Linked DNA regions of Homo sapiens: regions 1, 2, 4 and 5 are each linked to region 3. A link is a contact called in ENCODE Hi-C or POLR2A ChIA-PET data. All regions are on one chromosome and are shown on one strand. The core of a region is the stretch at or near the end of the contact, and the rest is flanking DNA. Distances in the headings are between cores, read along the strand shown. Region 1 overlaps DLGAP4 (DLG associated protein 4). Region 2 holds the start of CTNNBL1 (catenin beta like 1). Region 3 holds the start of MROH8 (maestro heat like repeat family member 8). Region 4 holds the start of RAB5IF (RAB5 interacting factor). Region 5 holds the start of SLA2 (Src like adaptor 2).

Region 1 (2,700 bases), core at 141-2,640, 710 kb before region 3:
AGTAGGGGAACAAAGACCTCAGCCGAGAGAGGTTCTGCAGAGAGCTGGGGTTTGCTGTCAAGGAGCTTAGGATGTCCTAGAACTTTGGTGCAGGGAATGAGATCAGCTGTTCAAGCGCCTTGTCTTACAGATGAAGAGATGAGGCCCAGAAGGGCCAGGGACCCACAGAGGTTTGAGCCAGGACTTCTGGGTCCTGTTCCATGGCACTGCCTTTGAAGAAGTCACTGTCATGCTGTTATCACCTGCCCCTGGTGTATAATGACAATCTCTAACATCCTTTGACCTTTTTACTGTGTACGCTGTGCTTGGTGCTTTACTTCAGCTACTTGCAGTGGAAAAGAAGAAGGGCTTGGTGCCTGGCCTGGAAGTGAGGGGTGCAGGATCCCAGTTCCCACATCTCACCCACTTTTAGGGATGTCACTTTCCTTTGGGCTTCAGCTTCCTAATCCATAAAATGGGAATAACATTCCTTATCCTAAGACTGATTCTGAAATCATGGAATCCCTCAAGAATTGTGTGAGCAGCGGCTCACTCCTGTAATCCTAGCACTTTGGGAGGCCAAGGCAGGCAGGTCGCTTGAGCTCAGGAGTTCAAGACCAGCTTGGGCAACAAGACAAAACCCTGTTGCTCCAAAAAATACAAAAATTAGCTGGGTGTGGTGGCATGCGCTTGTATTCCCAGCTACTTGGAGGAGGCTGAGGCAGGAGGACAGCTTGAATCCAGAAGGTCAGGAGGTCGAGACTGCAGTGAGCTGAGATCATGCCACTGCACTCCAGCCTGGGTAACAAAATGAGACCCTGTCGACCGGGCGCGCTGGCTCACGCCTGTAATCCCAACACTTTGGGAGGCCGAGGCGGGCAGATCACTGGAGGTCAGGGGTTCGACATCAGCCTGGCCAACATGGTGAAACCCCGTCTCTACTGAAAATACAAAAATTAGCTGGGTGTGGTGGCACACGCCTGTAATCCCAGCTACTTGGGAGGCTGACGCAGGAGAATCATTTGAACCTGGGAAGCGGAGGTTGCAGTGAGCTGAGATTGCACCATTGCACTCCAGCATGGGTGACAAAAGCAAAACTCTGTCTCAAAAAAAAAAAAAGAAGAAACTGTTCCAGAGAGTAGAAACTCTGGGTTTCAGAACCACAAACGCCTGGTTTTAATCAGTCTCCATCATTCACTGCGTTTGTAATCTTGGGCAAATTATTTCTTTGAGCTTCAGTTTTCTTATCTGGACTCAAGATCTGTACTACAGGATTATGATGAGGATTAAATGAGATTATGTATTTTTTTTTAAATCTGGTGCACAGTAGGCACTTAATAAATGTGAACTTTCCCTTCCCAAAAACATCTGGGTGACTTTTCTCTTTGTAGGAACTAGACAGCCCAGTTCCCCCCCCATCCCCCCCACCCCCGCATGCCCTGTGGTTGGGGTTTAGATAACTAGGAAAGCACCTGTGGCTATTCTAATAGTAATAGGAGTGATCTTCTCATCTCTCCCAGGCTGTGTGAGGCATTGTGTAATCAGCCAGGCTCTTTCCCGACCATTGTTCTCCACCAACAGGCCTGGAAGTCGGAAGCCAGTGGAGTTCTCCCTGTTTCACAGGTGAATGAAAAATAGGGGGCCCAGAGAGAGACAAGGACCTGCTCAGGGGCCCACAGCCACAGCAGTGACAGGCAAACTTGTAGCCCAGGCCTCTTCTCCACAGCCCGCAGCGTTTCTCCAGGTTTATGGCTTCTGCCTGATAGCCTACCCCTCAGGCCGCCTTCCCTGGGTCTGTTCCCATCTGTTCTGGGAGGAGGGTTTTCTTGACATTTCCCCAGTCTCTGAGCTCATCTTGAATTTAAAAGGAGGCTATCTGGAGGCTGGGTGGGGACTGAGTCACCACCTCCCGTGGCTTTCTCATCCTGAGCAGCAACCAGACACACCCAGAGGGCCACTGCTGGAGACCTGCAGATTGTAAATGCCACACAGGCTTTCTTCCCAGAAGCTCAGATGGGCTCTTGCGGGAAGGCTGTCATCGTGGTTCTGTATGTATTTCTTCCTTCCCCTAGCCACTTTGAGAAGTTGTTGCCTGTCCTTTCCCGCTTCAGCCTTTATTAATGCTGTCCTCTTCCCCTATAGTGCCCTCTCTTCCCCTAGAGGCCCACACTGTCAAATGCCACCTCCCCCAGGAAGTTTGTCCTTGCTGGCTCTGGAGTCCCAGCAGGACTCCTGAGGATGCTTACGGCATGACCTTGGCAGGTCACGCCACCTTTCTGTGCCTCAGTTTTCTCATATATAAAATTTGGGTTTCTTGTCTTTATAAAGCTCCATCCCTAGACACTCTCATTTGGCAGGTCTTGGGGCAGGAATCACATGCCCCTAGGTTTTTAAACCAGCTCTCTAGAGGATGCTGGTGCTGAGAGCCTGTCGGCTGCAACCTGGGAAAAGCTGAACTGAGAGGACCCTGGTTTGCATGACAGCCTAGCTTGTTGCTGTGTGACCTTGGATTAGTCAGCTTTCTGTACCTCCGTTTTCCTCCCTATCAGATTGGGATGGAAATGAGAACTCGTGTAGTAACAGCCCCTCAATAAATGGCAGTCATCACCATCATCAGCTTTGTTTTGTGTGGGGATTGGTGGTTTTCAGAAGCAAGTCACCTTTCCCCTACTTGGTCCTGGCAGCAGGCACTGTCAAGTCAGACTGGGCCAGGGTGCAGGC
Region 2 (2,700 bases), core at 117-2,616, 510 kb after region 3:
AAGGCCCATTATGAAACCTCTCCCTCTACCAGGCACTGTACTAGGCTTGGGGGATACAGTGGTGAACATGACACACACATGTCCTGCTTGCATAGAGCTTGCAATCCAGTAAATGAGGCTGTCAAGAAACAAATAGTCAACCATTAAGCACAAAATTACAGAATGAGATATATACGTAGTGGAGCAGGTACTTGGAAAAAGAATAATGAGGAGAGAGGTTGATTACCTGGACCAGGGTGAGTTGAAGAAGCCCTTGTAAGAAAGTGACATTTGAGACCCGAAAGATGAGAGAATTGGATGAGGTATGGTGCTGATGGCCAGGCAGAAGGGGAGAGGATTTGTCATTCTGAGGAATAAGAATAATTTCTGTATAATTGGAGCCAGTGCAGATGGGATGGGGACCAAAATTATAAATATGAAGGGCATATAAATATAATATAATACATAAATATAATTATAAATATAAAGGACAGGGGCTTATGGAAGGAGGTTTAATTTCCTTTGAAGATGGAGCCTTAAGTCCCAGGTGCATTCTGATCTTGTTTAAGATCAGATGCACTCTGAATGATTCTCTTCCAATTATGGGCAACTTTCTCCTCCAGAAACCTTTTTATATCACCTGGGTAGCAAGGGGATCATCTAGTGACCGTTAGACTTCGCATAGATGAGCAGACACAAGCCTAGAGAGGGACATGTGATCACCAATAGTTTCTCAGCCAGTAATAGTTGTACAGCCTTGGAACAAGTCACTTTTTGAGCCAGCACTATCTGATAGAAATTAATGGGAACCACAAATGAGAGCCACATGTGTAATTTAAAACTTTCTACTAACCACATTTAAGAAGTAAAGAGAAACAGGTAAAATTCATTTTATAATATATGAATTTGACCCAGTATATCCAAAATATCATTTCAACCTGTAATCAATGTAAGTCTTAGAAATCTGGTGTGTATTTTATTTACACTTATGGCACATCTCACTTCGGAGTAGCCATATCTCAAGCGCTCGGTAGCCATATGTGGCTAGTGAGTAAAGTATTGGATGGTGCAGTTGGGAGCGTCAGTTTCCTTTTCTGTGAAATGAGGATAAATCACTGGAAGCTCGTGAGAGCGCACACGAAACACCCGGCACTCCGCCCTGGACACTAGGGACGCGCAATCAAGTTTGGTTTCTTCTGGTCCCTGCTCTCCCCTCCCGCCCCTCCTCTAAGTCTCCGCCCCCTTTCCCCGCCCCCTCAGGCTCCAGGCGGAAGCAACCCTGTTCCAAATGCAGCGCGCTTTACGGCGGCGCGTCCTTTTACCGCGGTGTGGCCGGCTCGCTTGTCGCTCGCACTTTTGCCCTATTGGCTCTGCGGCTCCGCTCGCCGCACTTTACGGCAGTGTGGCTGGAGCCGCGGCTGACGGGCCCGCGGTCTGGGCGTGAGTGCAGGGAAGTGGAGTATTTGCTGGGCCGGGTACCATGGACGTGGGCGAACTTCTGAGCTACCAGGTATGAGGGGCAGGGAGGGCCGAGCGACCGCGTTCTCACCTGGGCAGGGGTCGCAGGAGCCAGAGCCCTTTCATCTCACCTCCTCTCGCCTCACTCCCGGGCCCTCTAACTTCTCATGCCACCCGGGGTCTCAGCCCCTCGTTTTACTTTGCTCTCCGAAGCCCTCCTGGGCCCTTTCGATTCATCCCTTCTCAAGACCTGAGCCCTTCACCTCCTCTTCCTCACCCTGGGGCCTGGTTCCCTGAAACTCCTCTGAAACCCCAGACTATCCTTTTTTTCACAACCATGTCCTCTCAGCTCTCATGTCCCCCCAGTCATTGAGGTGATGGTGGTGGCGGCGGTGGGAGTGCACTGGTCTCACTTGGATTTGATCTCCAGCTTCTCCACTGACTGGCTATGTGGCTTTTGGACAAGTCATTCCCCCCCTCTTTGAACCAAGTTTTTGTATCTATATAGTGGAGACACTAATAACTGCCTTAGTAGGGTTGTTTGAGGACTGTACCAACTGATATGTATGAAAGCTGGTTTTAAAGTGTGGAAAGCTGTGCTTGTGTTTACTGCGATTTGCAGGAGATGTTGGGAATTCTAGCATGGAATGAGTTTCTAGGAATCTTGCTCAGGGTCCCCCTTGCCTAGGAAACTTGTGGGGAAACTGTATGGGACCTAGAGAGCAGAAAGGGCTTGTCCAAAGTCACTCAGAAACAAGGAGCTGGAATTTGAGCTCAGGCGTACTGACTTCCACCCCAAAGTTTTTCCCCCACTTTGATTCCATAGGAGGGTCATTGCGAGGAGCAGTAGAGCTGCACTGCCGAATGTCGTAGCCACTAGCCACATAGGCTGTTGATTGCTTGAAATGTGACTAGTCTGAATTGAGAAATACTGTAAGTATAAAGACACATTTGGGTTGGAGACTAGTATGGAAAAAGTGAAATTTTTATATTGATTACATGATCGTACTGATTATATCAATTACATTGGTTATTGGTCATATTGATTAAATGATCATATTTTGGATAATGGGTGAAATAAAATATACTTAATTAATTTTTAAAATTTTATTTTATTGTTATTTAGAGACAGGATCTTGCTCTGTCGCCCATGCTGGAGTGCAGTGGCACAATCATTGCTCACAGTAGCCTTAAACTCCTAGGTCTAAGGTATCCTCCCAAGTAGCTAGGACTGCAGGCAGGCATCACTATGCTTGGCTGATT
Region 3 (2,700 bases), core at 1-2,500:
AGATCCCGTATCAATAAAAAAGGAAAGAAAAGAAATAATGCTTGTAGAGCGTTCGGCACAGTGTCGGGTTATACTGTAAACATTCAGTAGTTGGCGCTAGTTATTAGAGCGGTGTTCCTGGATGAGCCACCTCCATGTTGAGCCTGTAAAACTGGCCTAATATGTTCTCTATGAGTCACTGCATTGCTCTGCAAATCAGATAAAACGTCACTCGTAGGTCAGTTATTAACAACCCCACTGATAATCTTTGGAAAAAACTGACATAATTTTCTTTTTCTTTTTTTTTTGGTGAGACGGAGATTTACTCGTTGCCCAGGCTGGAGTGCAATGGCGCGATCTTGGCTCACCGCATCCTCCGCCTCCCAGGTCCAAGCGATTCTCCTGCCTCAGGCTCCCGAGTAGCTGGGATTACAGGCATGTGTGACCACGCCCGGCTAATTTTGTATTTTTAGTAGAGACGGGGTTTCACCGTGTTGCCCAGGCTGATCTCGAACTCCTCACCTCAGGTAATCCGCCCGCCTCGGCCTCCCAAAGTTCTGGGATTACAGGCGTGAGCCACTGCGCCCGGCCAGAAACTGCCACAATTTTCTAAAGAGGAAAAAAAAATCCCTTCTAAGCTATCCCCTCCCGACGAGACCCTTCCTGTTCCTTTAAAATGGGCCGGGCAGCAGAAAGACGAGTGAGTGACAGCAGACAGGCCAATCAGAAGCGGCCCCGTCTCGGGCCCACCCCGAGGCCTGGCCCAACCGCGTCCCGGTAGCTCCCGGAATAGGAGCGTTGCGAGACGGTCGGTTCCAAGTGGGCCTGGGCGCGGGGGAGAGGCGGGTCTGTCCTCGGGAACTGCAAGGCCCTGTGAGCGGGAGGACTGGGATCCCGGCCGCGGCTGCTGGAAGCGTCGAAGCTCAGCGGGGCCGCGGACACTGACCTGTGCTTAGAACTCATCCTGGCCCGCAGAGCCTGCCGCGAGTCCCTGGCGTCCCCTGTGGCGGGCTCTTGGAGCCACTTTCCCGAGCGGAAGTCAGCCCGCGGCTCGGACTCCGGCGGGACCTGCTCGGAGGAATGGCGCCGCCGGGTGAGGAGTTGCGCGTGGCTTTGGGGAGAGGGCTGTCGCCCGCGGGAGGTTACTAGTCGCCGCTCGAGAGCCGGCCAGGCGGGATCCCCTTCCCCTGCGGGACAGGGGCATGGGCACAAGCTCTGGCTGGGGCGCTCTCGGATCGAGGGTCCGAAGGAGGGCTGCGAGCTGGTGGGAGTGCCCGCGACCTGGCGGGGTTGGTGCCTGGGGGAGGGGTGCAGCGCGGAGCTACGGGTCGCCCCGAGGCTCAGCCGTGGGGACCGCGGACGCGCTTAGCCTAGGTCTGGCCTCATTCATTTCACTCGCGCGGGCTTCTGGGCCAGGCGGCCTAAGGTTCTGGTCCCGGCGCTGCCCCTTACTCCGTGTGAGGTTTTGGGCAGATTGTCCTTCTTTGTGCTGTAGTTTCCCATTCAGTGAAAGGGGCAAAGAAAACCCTCACTTCTCTCTGGGAGCCTGGAGCATAAGTTCTCAAGTGACACTCTAGGTGCAAACTTGCAGTCGGCCACGTATTCATTGTGTAACCCAAAGCAGGTTACTTAACCCCTCTACACCTCAGTTTCTCATCTGTAAAATAAGTTAGTCAAATTAGTCACGTTATCTGCCTCGTTGAGTTGCTTTATTAAGTGAAATAATCTTCGTGCTTAGTTTAGAACAGTGCATGGCCCTAGGTAAGAACTAAGTTAACTGCATTGGAAGTTACTGAGTAGACGCTGTGCAGGGTGGAATTTCATGTAGCCTCATCGTAACTTTGGAAGCATGTACTCTTGTTACTACCATTTGACAGATGAGAAGTTGGAATCCCACGGAAGGGAACTTACTTGCCCAGGGTGACACATGAATGAGTCAGTGGCTCACCGTTTCATTATTTGAGAAGTTCAGGATAGTAAAGTGGTTAAAAGCAGACTTTGGATTCAAATTGCCTGAAGTTTGATTTTCAGTGATGTGTCCTAGGGCAGGTAACTACTTCTGAGCCTTACTTTCCTGGTCTGTGAAATGCAGAAAATAGCCACCTTGCTTAGATGTTGTGAGGATTTAATGATTTGGTGTGTGCAAAGCACAGCATAGCGTGGGCATACCTAACATATTAAGTGCTCAACTTTTAGTCAGAAAAGTTACTGCTCTCGTTAACATGGAGTGAGAAGATTAGGATTCTGACACAGGTGCTGTTTTAGGGGAATTTACGGTCTAGGTGGGAAAATGCTAGTCGCAGCCATTCACTAGATCTTCATATATTGGGTACCCGCCTGTGCACAAGGCATTGGGGATTCAGCATTAGTATCTTGACTCCGCTCTCTCTTAGGTCTTTCTGTCCATTAGCAGTTTCTGATAGGCTTTGACTTTGAATTCTAGCCAGACTAACTCTCATCACTTCTCATCATGTTCACTGCTGTTGCCCTGGTTTGGGCCACCATCATCTTCTGGCTTGGATTATGGCGGTAGTCTCCCAACTGGTGTCCCCTGCTCTGTCCTTGCACCTGCATGGTCTGTTCTCCACACAGTATTGTTTATTCTCAACACAGTAATACCATTAGAGTGTAAGTCAAATCACTCCTCTGCTTAGAACTTTCCAGTGGTCTCCAGCCGGGTGCGGTAGCTCACGCCTGTAATCCCAGCACTTTGGGAGGCTG
Region 4 (2,700 bases), core at 22-2,521, 570 kb before region 3:
CTGTTTAAAAAAAAAAAAGATACTCTCAGCTTTAAAGTTTAACGGTTAAGAGCACAGATTCTGGAGTCAGACACACCCAGGTACCAGATACATTACTTGTCTTTATAAATCCACTGTCCAGAGGCCGGGTGAGGTGGCTCACGCCTGTAATCCTAGCACTTTGGGAGGCCAAGATGGGCGGATTGCCTGAGCTCAGGAGTTCGAGACCAGCCTGGGCAACATAGTGAAACCCCCGTCTCTACTAAAATACAAAAAAAACTAGTGGAGCGTGGTAGTGGGCGCCTGTGATCCCAGCTACGTGGGAGGCTGAGGCACGAGAATCGCTTGAACCCGGGAGGTGGAGGTTGCAGTGAGCAGAGACCGTGCCGTCTCAAAAAAAAAAAAAAAAAAAAATCCACTGTCCAGAAGGGATGTGCCTTGGTCTCTGGACTTACCAGCACAGTGAGCCTGGCACCACCTGGAGGGCCACCGGAAGGAGCCCCATCCCCAGGGGTTCTGAGTCAGTAGGCGTGGAATGGGGGCCGAGAACCTGCGCCTCTACCCAGTTCCCAGGCGATACGGCCGCTGCTGATCCGGAAGCTCACTTTGTGAACCACTGACGCAGCACATGGTGAGGACGCTGTATGTGAACACTCAGATATCCTGATACCTAACCCAATCCTTGTATTTGCCGCCCAGGAGTCCCCGGTTGGGTCCACCTTGCTATACGGCCTCAGAATCTCATTTCCTCTTTTGGGGTCTCAGGGCTCTCGTGTGCCAAAAGAGGGTGCTGGGCAAGATGAAATGGTTAGTTATTACAGAAGAGTTAACATCTTCAACAAGGCCCTACAGAACTTGCAGGGTTAGGGGAGAAAATAAGCGGGCTAAATCCTGTGGGGCAGCTTGGAGCTACCCTGGAGCAAGGTCTGGGCTCAGCAGGCGAGTAGGTCGCAAGGAAAGGTAGAGCCGCTCCTGCCCCACTCGCTGCTCGAGGGGCAGCTGTGGCCGACTGGGCGACGCTGACGTCCAGCCTCGGTTTTCCCCTACCTCCTCGGTCTCCACAGCGCCTCCTGGCGCCCATGTCACCGTTCTACCAAGATTGTCCCTCCCCTCACACCTTACCGCGAGCCCGGCGGATGCTGACGTCATTTCCGCCACGAGTAGCGCGCTTGCGCCAAGGCGCCGGTCGCTGTTTCACTCGGATGGCTTCGCGGTCGCCGATTGGCTGCGTGAGCACGTCGGCGGGAGGGCGCGCGACACTGCACCGCCCCTCCCTTCGCGGCGCCTGCTCTGTAGAGCCGGCGGAACCGGGTAGCTTGGCCAGGTTGTGAGGAACCGCAGCGCGCCGCAGGACCGGGCCGCTGAGCCTGCAGCCGCCCCGCGCCGTGACCTGCGACCCTAGACCCCGACTCCCTTTGGCTCAGCCCGCGCGCCCCAGGCCCGGCCCGGGCGGCGCGACGGGAGGATGAGCGGCGGGCGGCGGAAGGAGGAGCCGCCTCAGCCGCAGCTGGCCAACGGGGCCCTCAAAGTCTCCGTCTGGAGTAAGGTGCTGCGGAGCGACGCGGCCTGGGAGGATAAGGTACGGTGGAGTCTGAACAGGGCGCGGGTGCGAGGAGTCGGCTGGGACTCGGGGAACGGAAGACTGGCGCGGGCCTGCCCTCGTCCTCGTTCCGGCACAATCGAGTAGGGCAGTGGGGCGGGTGGCCCAAGGGTGTCAGAGCAAACTTGGCGGGCACTGGGCGGACAGCTGGGCTTGGAGCTCCCCGAAGGGTGGCCTAAGGATGAAGCCCCCTAGTTATGCGGAATTGGCGAGGAGCGGGGAGAGGCGTTGTCATTCGCGGGCAGGGTTTGTGCCTGAACTGGGAAAGGGAGCTGAATTCGATTCGGCCTCCGCCTTTTATGTGCAGTAGGGTTTTGAGTAGGTTACTTGTTTCTTTCGAATTAAGTAGCACAAACATTAACAGTAACAGACTTCTGCTGAGAATGCTTTCTACGTGCCAGGTGCTCTGCAAGCGGAATCTCGTTTAACTCAGAATAACTCTGAAGTGGGGTACTGTGGTACATTAAAGCCTTTTGCACATAGTGAGGCTCGCTAATCTTGAGCTGCTGTTGCTTGTTGAATGTAAAGGACCGAATACTTTGATAAGCATGAGTCAAGAGGGGAGACTGAGACCACCCGCTGGGTGAGTGTGAGGTGTGGGGGTGGAGAAACGCCACCAGATATGTGCGAGAATTGGTTGGGACTTCAGAACGTTCTTACTCGTCCCATTCGGAGGATGCTTCGTAACTCTGCTCCATGATCTGGAAGGGGCCATCACAAACAGCTTGATTCCAGGTAGCTTGAAAAGCGTATTATATTTGCAGTCATTTCTTGGTTTTCTGGGCTGCCGAAGTGGATTTTCCTTCCTGAAGTTCCTGTAAAGGGGGATGGGAGGCACTTCCTGAAGGTGCCCTTGTTCTGCCCCCAGCCCTGCCCAGCTCTTGCAAAACCTGCAGTCTCTAATCTGCTGTGTCATTTCTTTCTTTTCTTGTATAAGGACTGGTTTCTGGAATCTAGGGCAGATCAGAAACCTGAGTCGTCTGTGTTCTTCCATTAAACTTAAATATAGTGGCACCTGCCTCCAGCATTTATGGTTCTAATCCGTATGTGCGGCCAGTAGCACAATTATTATCACAGTCATTTCATTACAGGCCATATTATATATGCACCTCTAGAATTTT
Region 5 (2,700 bases), core at 145-2,644, 530 kb before region 3:
GGCATCGGGTGAAAGGAAAAAGTTAGTCAACGGCAGCCGAGATGAGCACGCTGCCCAGAATATTGTGTTTTTTTTTTTTTTTTTTTTTTCAGTATCTCACTTGGGTCCCATTTCAGATACAGTGACCAAGTCCCTGAGAGGACAACCATGTGATTCTGTTCATGTAGCCCATTCGTGCAGGACTGGGCCTGCCATCATGTGTATTTTGTGCTTCTGAAGATCATTTTTCAGCAGTGGGGGTAAGAGTGATGAATTTGGCCAGGCACAGTGGCTCATGCCTGTAATCCCAGCAATTTAGGAGGCTGAGACAGGAGGATTGCTTGAGGCCAGGAGTTCGAGACCAGCCTGGGCAACATAGTGAGAACCCCCACCCCCACCCCCACCACCGCCTGCCATCTCTACAAAAATATAACGAATTAGCTGGGCATGGTGGTACATGCCTGTAGTCTCAGCTACTTGGGAGGCTAAGGCAGGAGGATCACTTGAGCCCAGTGGTTCAAGTCTATAGTTAGTCATAATTACGCCGCTGCACTCCAGCCTGGGTAACAGAATGAGACCCCAACTCAAAAAAAAAAATGAATTTGGATTGAGTTAAAGGGAGACCTCTCCCTCTCTTCCAATTGAGAAATATCACCCCTTTGAGAGTGAGAGTGCACTGTAGGCTCTACAGCTGAAATGTCTTGAGAGATGGTAGCCCTCACGTTCCTGACTTTGGAGTCTGACTGCAGCGCAGAGAGGGGCCCAAAGTCACACAGCAAGTGCGCACCTGAGATGGGACTAGGACGGGCGTGAAGACAAGCTGCACGGAAGAGCGTAAGCTCCAAGAGGAGGTCAAAGGTGGAGCAGGTGAGTCTTGGTTCTTCTGGGACCCCCAGAAACCACCCCTCTTTACAGCCTCAGTAGAACCACTCCCCCTTCTCCTTGAGCTTGTTTTTTTCCCAACAGCAAATAAAGCCCAGTCCCAGTCGGGGCAGGGGAGACCATTCTTCCTCACCTGTCTCCAGGCCATCCAAGAACAAAAGCAAGCATACTTACTGGTTTGTCATCAAAGGCTTGGGAAGACAGCTCTGCTGAGACGCATGCTCTGGCTGGACAGGTTAGGGCTTTGGGGGCCCTTCTGGAAGTCTGCCAGTGTCCTTGGTCCTAGGACACCCAGAACTCTCTCAGCCTGGGAGGATCTTCAGGGAGAGGCTAGGTGTTGGTTTGGGTAGCTCAGCATCTGTCTGCAGTCAGCAGTTTGTACACCAGGGATGGATCAGCTGCCCCATGCTCCTTAGGGATTCTGGACTGGGGAACCCTCCCAAGCACAGCCGAGCCAGGGAGGGAAGGCCCAGGGCCCTTTGAGCTCTGTCACAGAGACACAGGCGTGGGGTCCTTGGAGCTCTAGCTCCGACTGCAGACTCTGTGGTTCTCACAACCACCCGTTTCCTCTGACGGCATCACAGACCGTCGAGGAGCCACCTTCCCCAAGTTCCTGTTTCTAGGGGAGCAGCTGCTGCCTTGTCATGATCGTGGAGCAAAAGGTTTTTCTCTGGCTTTGTGGCTTAGTCTTGTCCAAGGAACACAGGACTGAGGAAAATGAGCCGGAGTTCCCATGCTGGCCTGACCATAATAATCACTCAGCGGGACTTAATTGTAGCAATTTCTGGGATCTCCCAAACTTTCTAAATCCAAGTCTCCAGATAGGGAGCCCAGGAATCTAAATTTTAAACCCTGCAGGAGATTCCCTTGACTGACGAGTGTGGGAAGCACTGCCTTCTCAGCCTTTAATGTGTATAGGAATCACCTGGGGATCTTGTTGCACTGCAGGCTCTGATTCAGAAGGTCTGGGGCAGAGTTCAGTATTTTGCATTTCTAATACGCTCCCAGGTGACCCCCATGTTGCCAGTCTGGGGACCACACTTTGAATAGCAGCAGTATCTGGACAGTGGTCTCCAAGTATGGTCCCTAGACCAGCAGCCTCAGCGGGAATTTGTTAGACATGCAAATTCTCAGGCCGCATCCCAGATCTATGGAATCATACTCTGGAGGTAGGCCCAGCAATCTGTTTTCATGCCTCCAGGTGATTCCGATGCATGCCCAGGCTTGATTTTTTTTTTTTTTTTTTTTTTTTTTTTTTTACAGGGTCTTGCTTTGTCACCCAGGATAGAGTGCAGTGGCACAATCATAGCTTAGTGCAGCCTTGACCCAGGCTCAAGTAATCCTCCCTTCTCAGCCTTGAGTAGCTAGGACTACAGGTGTGCACCAGCACTCCTGGCTAATTTTAAATTTTTTTTGTACAGATGAGGTTTCACTGTGCTGCTCCATCTAATCTCAAACTCCTGGCCTCAATTGTTCCTCCCACTTCCACCTCCCTAAGTGTTGGGATTACAAGCATGAGCCACAGTCCATGCCCAAGCTTGAGAATCACTGGTCTAGGATAAAGAATCTGACTCTGGCTGAATTGTCTTTGATCAGTGTGTTACCTTCAGTCCCACTCTTCATTAAGATTTAACCACACCCTCTCGCTGCTTCCCCATTAGGGGGATTAGTACTCTTGGAGACAAAGGGCCCACTGCACTGAAATGATTCCTGACTCCAGCTCAGCCCATGCAGCCCTTTCTGGGGCCTTGCCAGCTACAGCACTCCTGCTCAGGTTCTCCTTTGATCCTAGGGAAGGCTGGTTTGATTTTTATCCTTGTAGGCACTTGGCACACAGAG

Evidence for each region. A loop is a pair of places that touch in the nucleus more often than their neighbours do. ChIA-PET counts read pairs that join two places held with the same protein, here RNA polymerase II (POLR2A). Pooled maps may share reads with other maps.
Region 1: a loop to region 3 is called in a pooled map, with 10 times the contacts of the local background. The contact joins the enhancer-like site here to the promoter of MROH8 in region 3. A Hi-C loop is called at or near these places in 3 of 168 maps with a recorded cell type or tissue (B cell, CD8-positive, alpha-beta T cell and naive thymus-derived CD4-positive, alpha-beta T cell), 2 of 37 single-sample maps with no recorded cell type and 13 of 50 pooled maps.
Region 2: a map of B cell shows a loop between it and region 3 (8-fold over the local background). The contact joins the promoter of CTNNBL1 here to the promoter of MROH8 in region 3. A Hi-C loop is called at or near these places in 5 of 168 maps with a recorded cell type or tissue (B cell, CD4-positive, alpha-beta T cell, naive thymus-derived CD4-positive, alpha-beta T cell and 1 more), 4 of 37 single-sample maps with no recorded cell type and 15 of 50 pooled maps. POLR2A ChIA-PET finds 5 or more read pairs at or near these places in 2 of 52 experiments (MCF 10A and PC-3).
Region 4: a loop to region 3 is called in a map of B cell, with 5 times the contacts of the local background. The contact joins the promoter of RAB5IF here to the promoter of MROH8 in region 3. A Hi-C loop is called at or near these places in 2 of 168 maps with a recorded cell type or tissue (B cell and naive thymus-derived CD4-positive, alpha-beta T cell), 2 of 37 single-sample maps with no recorded cell type and 10 of 50 pooled maps. POLR2A ChIA-PET finds 5 or more read pairs at or near these places in 3 of 52 experiments (CD4-positive, alpha-beta memory T cell, GM12878 and PC-9).
Region 5: a loop to region 3 is called in a pooled map, with 8 times the contacts of the local background. The contact joins the promoter of SLA2 here to the promoter of MROH8 in region 3. A Hi-C loop is called at or near these places in 3 of 50 pooled maps. POLR2A ChIA-PET finds 5 or more read pairs at or near these places in 2 of 52 experiments (activated CD4-positive, alpha-beta memory T cell and activated CD8-positive, alpha-beta T cell).

What each region holds. Positions count from the first base shown.
Region 1 is chr20:36,463,766-36,466,465 of GRCh38, forward strand. The region is part of intron 7 of DLGAP4 (DLG associated protein 4); the gene reads left to right. Among named protein-coding and RNA genes, the nearest start is that of MYL9, 76 kb to the right of the region's middle. RefSeq lists enhancers at 243-1,169, 1,170-2,095, 1,671-1,850 and a silencer at 1,741-2,035. Within about 2 kb of position 1,391, at least 25 of the 41 ENCODE cell types and tissues checked have a DNase peak (open chromatin) inside an H3K27ac peak, as active enhancers do; they include CD8-positive, alpha-beta T cell, where a contact is called at or near this core.
Region 2 is chr20:37,692,664-37,695,363 of GRCh38, forward strand. CTNNBL1 (catenin beta like 1) reads left to right here and starts at 1,367. Exons shown (of 16, transcript NM_030877.5): 1 at 1,367-1,489. The coding sequence starts at 1,460. RefSeq lists an enhancer at 1,645-1,704.
Region 3 is chr20:37,178,298-37,180,997 of GRCh38, forward strand. It overlaps MROH8 (maestro heat like repeat family member 8), which reads right to left and starts at 1,251. Exons shown (of 25, transcript NM_152503.8): 1 at 1,092-1,251; 2 at 926-1,090. The coding sequence starts at 1,183. RPN2 (ribophorin II) reads left to right here and starts at 1,033. Exons shown (of 17, transcript NM_002951.5): 1 at 1,033-1,072. The coding sequence starts at 1,060. RefSeq lists enhancers at 591-1,150, 659-738, 1,089-1,138, 1,151-1,708 and a silencer at 1,259-1,308.
Region 4 is chr20:36,604,508-36,607,207 of GRCh38, forward strand. It overlaps RAB5IF (RAB5 interacting factor), which reads left to right and starts at 1,272. Exons shown (of 4, transcript NM_018840.5): 1 at 1,272-1,558. The coding sequence starts at 1,445. All of the region lies in intron 2 of TGIF2-RAB5IF (TGIF2-RAB5IF readthrough), which reads left to right. RefSeq lists enhancers at 146-195, 926-1,065, 2,417-2,700 and silencers at 187-586, 1,266-1,575.
Region 5 is chr20:36,644,802-36,647,501 of GRCh38, forward strand. It overlaps SLA2 (Src like adaptor 2), which reads right to left and starts at 1,395. Exons shown (of 8, transcript NM_032214.4): 1 at 1,036-1,395.